Regions from separate parts of the Homo sapiens genome. Here region 2 is linked to region 1. Evidence: read pairs that join two places in POLR2A ChIA-PET (ENCODE). Cell type or tissue: A673. All regions are shown on one strand.

Evidence for each region. Peaks named below come from ENCODE experiments on the same cell type or tissue, not always from the same donor. Only the 100,000 strongest peaks of a DNase experiment are listed, where the experiment ranks them.
Region 2: POLR2A ChIA-PET joins it to region 1 with 11 read pairs; 2 of 35 experiments call an interaction of 5 or more read pairs at or near these places.

Annotation. Positions count from the first base shown.
Region 1 is chr2:215,035,784-215,038,283 of GRCh38, forward strand. It overlaps ABCA12 (ATP binding cassette subfamily A member 12), which reads right to left. Exons shown (of 53, transcript NM_173076.3): 8 at 1,170-1,282. Among named protein-coding and RNA genes, the nearest start is that of ABCA12, 100 kb to the right of the region's middle. In A673, no CTCF peak of the experiment used is centred here; no DNase peak of the experiment used is centred here.
Region 2 is chr2:215,177,328-215,179,827 of GRCh38, forward strand. It overlaps LOC124907974 (a long non-coding RNA gene), which reads right to left. Exons shown (of 2, transcript XR_007088074.1): 2 at 1-2,014. Among named protein-coding and RNA genes, the nearest start is that of ABCA12, 40 kb to the left of the region's middle. In A673, no CTCF peak of the experiment used is centred here; a DNase peak (open chromatin) is centred at 994.

The DNA.
Region 1 (2,500 bases):
TCCCTGCTTAATAAGAAATCCTGCTTACTTCTCCAGCTTTTGAAGCACAGGTGAGCTTTGTACTTAAAATTTTTAAAAATGTAACTTTATTACTTTACTTTATATTAATTATAAAGGATGAGTCTGAAGATAAAAAGGAAAGGGTAATAAGGAGAACCATTAAGTTCTTAAGCCTTTAAAATGCAAATATGAAAAGAAAACAGAGGAAATAATTATGTTTGTTAGCACATTGTCTGGTTTTCTAGCCTAAACTTTTTTTTTAAGAGTAATCCTGTTTTTCTAATGGACGTCAAGACCATCAAATTTAATAACAGTCAATCCTGCAAGCTAACCATCAATTCTGAAACTGTAGATATAAAAAATGCTCTAGACTAACAGAAAATGGCATCCAAGAGTATTGTTGGACCCTCCAGTGAGAATTCTTCAAAGCCTTCACAGGCATGCTTTCTTTTTATATGAAAATTGATATTTCAATACTATGTAATGAACAATCAGATTTTGACCTGATGATCTCAGGATGCTTATTTTGTAATCTAAAGGTAAAAGTTGAAATATGTAAAAGCTGACAAACTCAGCTGAGAAAGCATAATTCTAAATTTATTCACCAGAGATAAATTGTTAACCAAACTTGGCAAGTAGGGATTTATTCCTTACATCTCCAAACCTTTGTCTGTATGTGTCTGTGTGTATGTAGCTGTATGTCTCCATGTGAGTGTAGACAGTACCATTCTAGATATGCCAAAGGGACATTTTGTGACTCACTACCAACATGTTATACCTTGTCTTACTGGAAAATCAAAATTTGAAAATGAATTTTAAAATACTGCAATTCACTTTAGGCATTTGTTTCAAATAATAAGGTAGAAATCGATTTGTTGAGGCATAGTCCCTGATTTTTTTTTTCTATACCAAGTATAAACATAGTTTTACAAGCTAACAGAGATCATTTTCACCTAACTAAAAACCCTAGAAAGCCACAGTTCCCTCTTCTTGGCCATTTCTCCCTTTCTCCACACTTTGATTAACTCGAGATCCAGATTTATTCATAGCATATGTCCCCACCTAAGAATAATATCATCTCTACATGATTACTTTCATTGCACTCTGCTTTATATTTCCAATGGGCTTTGTGACACTGAATTTAACACAGTAAGATGGAAATATAATACCTTGAGCTGGGGAGTCCAGAGTGTACAGCAGATGTTTAACAGACTTCTGGAGGGTTCTGAAACCTTCGTTAGTTGCAAAACGTGGATAAACCTTCTGCACAACCAGCAGCACACTAAGGAGTCAAAAAGCAATTAAACCAGATTCTGTTTCAAGGTTTGCAGACAGAAACAAAAGATTATTCAAGGAGAAAATGGCTACAGTATAAATTATTCTTATAATATAAAAGACAAGATGCTACTTTTTGTAATTTAATTACTTGTTTGTCTGTTCATGCACAAAATCTCAACAAAATATTCTTAACCAGACAGAGCAGTTTATGTTTCTAGGTTTCTAAAACATCAGGAATCACCAGCCTTAAAGTAATGGAGCAAGGTTCCCATCAATTTTTTTCTAAGACTTAGAAATAAGTAGTTAGGAAAAGCAACTTTCAATTAAAGAATACATCTTTTTTTAGCTAAAAAGAAAAATTAAATATTAGAAAGTATTTTCATTAAAAACCAAACCCAAATAAAGGATCTAGTTTCAGGAATAATTATTATTTAAGCATTTATAATATTTATCTTTTGCTAAACAGATAGTAATGTTTTTGAAGAAGAAAATGGAGCTTGCCCTAATTAAAGACTATATTCTATCTTCTAAGTGGTCTATAGGCACTATTCCAGAGGTAGTTCAAAATTAATATCCATACTCTGTTTCTATAGCTTTTATGTTACCGATAAGATGGGCAGTCTACACTGGGGATAGAAAATCAGAAAATTCAGTTATGCTTGAGTTCATCCTGTATTTGGAAAACGCAATTAGTTTCTCAAAACATGTCTTTTAGTTCCTTTATAGCCATTAGTGCATTTTAAAGAAATATTGTTATTGCACATGCATTTCTACATTATATAAGTACTGTGATTTGTATCAACAGTTGAGTCAATGCTTTAGTTAAGTAGTAGGCTTTTGTTAAAAATTTGACATTGTGAAGTTAAATGTAGTACAAATTAGCTAATAGTAATTTTTCCCTATCTAGTTTCTTAGTAAACTCAATGTGTATTCCAGCAATAGATAGTATTTGTGTACACTTTCATGGCATTCTATAATGTTTTTGGAATTTTTGAAATTTAGATTAAGATGATGTTAATTTTAGTCCCCTAGATATGAATGATAGCTGTTTAGAGAACTAAATTTTAGGTGCCATCTGGGTAGTTCCTAGTATAAAATAAGGATATACATGTGGATATGTGTGTATGTTTATAAACATACATAAAAATATATGCATATATATTTTCTAACATTTAGTTTTCTAATAATTCTATAAAATCTATTTATTTGTCCAGTTTTGCAG
Region 2 (2,500 bases), 140 kb after region 1:
TCCCCTTCGCTTTCTGCCATGATTGTAAGTTTCCTGAGGCCTCCCCAGCCATGCTTCCTGTTGAGCCTGTGGAACTGTGACCCAATTAAACCTCTTTTGCTTATAAATTACCCAGTTGTGGTGTTTCTTTACAGCAGTGTGAAAACAGACTAATACAGGCTCTTTCTTGGTTCTGTACAAATTTTAGGATTTTTTTTCTGTTTCTATAAAAAATGACATTGATATTTTGATAGCAATTGCATTGAATCTATAGATGGCTTTGGGTAGTATGGGCATTTCAACACTGTTAATTTTTCTGATCCATGCGCATGAGATGTCTTTCCATTTGTTTGTGTCCTCTTCAGTTTATTTTATCAGTGTTTTGTAGTTTTCCTTGTAGTCATTCATCCACTTGGGTAAATTTATTCCTAGGTATTTTTTGTAGCTATTGTAAATGGTATTGCCTTCTTGATTTTTTTTCAGCTAGTTCATTATTGGTGTATAGAAATATTACTAATTTTAATTATTGATTTTGTATCCTGAGACTTTACTGAATTTCTTAGTTTTAAGAGTTTTTTGGTGGGGTTTTTGGTTTGTGAAGAGTTTTTATCATGAAGACAAGTTGAATTTTATCAAATGCTTTTTTTTGCATCTTTTGAGATGATCATATGGTTTTTGTCCTTCATTATTGTATTAGTCTTTTCTCACACTGCTATAAAGAACTACCTGAGACTGGGTAACTCATAAAGAAAAGAGGTTTAATTGAATCACAGTTTCACAGGCTGTGCAGGAGGCATGGCTAGGGAGGCCTGAGGAAACTTATAATCATGGTGGAAGTCGAAGGGGAAGCAAGCATAATCTTCACACGGCAGAGCAGGAGAGACAGCATCTGGTATCATAGAATGAGTTAGGGGTAATTCCCTCCTCTTCAACTTTTTGGAATAGTTTCAGGAAAATTAGCATTAATTCTTTATACATTTGGTACAATTTGGCAGTGAAGCATCTGGTCTTCGGCTTTTCTTTCCTCAGAGACTTTTTATTACTGGTTTAATCTTGTTACTCATTGGTCTGTTCAGGTTTTCTATTTTTTTTCTGATTCAACCTTAGAAGATGGTATGTGTTCAGGAATTTATCCATTTCCTCTAGGTTTTCCGGTTTGTTAGTGCATAGTTGTTCATAATAGTCTCTAATGAGACTATTCATTTCATTAATCCTTTGTATTTTTTTTTTTTTTTTTTTTGAGATGGAGTCTTGCTCTGTCGCCCAGGCTGGAGTGCAGTGGCTCAATCTCGGCTCACTTCAAGCTCCGCCTCCGAGGTTCACGCCATTCTCCTGCCTCAGCCTCCCGAGTAGATGGGACTACCAGGTGCCCACCAACACGCCCGGCTAATTTTTTGTATTTTTAGTAGAGACGGGGTTTCACCGTGTTAGCCAGGATGGTCTCGATCTTCTGACCTCGTGATCCGCCCGCATCGGCCTCCCAAAGTGCTGGGATTACAGGCGTGAGCCACAGTGACCGGCCTGTATTGTTTTTTTAAGTCTCTATTTTATTTAGTTCTGCTCTGATCTTTATCGTTTCTTTCCTTCCACTAATCTTGGATGTGGTTTGTTCTTGCTTTTCAAGTTCCTTGAGGTGCATCATTAGACTGTTTATTTGAAATCTTCCATTTTTCTGATGTAGGTATTACTGCTACAAATGTCCATCTTAGCACTGCTTTTGCTATATCCCATAGTTTTGGGTATGCTGTGTTTCAATTTTCTTTTGTTTCAATACATTTTTAAAATTTTCTCTCTTAATTTCTTCATTGACCCAGTGGTTATTCAGGAGCACGTTGTTTAACTTCCATGTATTTGTATCATTTCCAAAGTTACTCTTATTGATTGCTAGTTTTAGTCCACTTTTATTCCAGTTTTATTAATAGTGGAAAACTTCCCGAGTCTAGCAGGATGTTTACACATCTGGATACAAGAAGCTCAGAGATTCTCAAATATTTATAATGCAAAAAGACATTCTCCACAGCACATTATAGTCAAGCTGTAAAAAGTCAAAAATAAAGAGAATTGTAAAAACAGTAAGAGAAAAGTATCTAGTCACCTGTAAGGGAATCTAATCAGATTAACAGTAAAGATACTTGCTCTGAGTACATACTTGATGTGATTTTGATTTTTAAAAAATTTGCTGAGACTTCTTTTGTGAACTAATGTGATTTATCCTGGAGAATGTTTCATGTGCTAATTAGACGAATGTGTATTTTGTAGCCATTGGAAACAGTAAAGGTTAAGTTCATTGGTCTAAAGTCCAGTTTAAGTTCAGTGTTTCTTTTTTGTTTTCTGTCCACATGACCTGTCTATTGCTGCGAATGGGGTGTTGAAGTCCCCCACTATTATTGTACATTGTATTGGAGTCTATTTTTTCCTTTACATCTAGTAATATAATTTTTTTTTTGAGGCCGAGTCTCATTCTGTTGCCCAGGCTGGAGTGCAGTGGTGTGATCTCGGCTCACCACAACCTTTGCCTTCT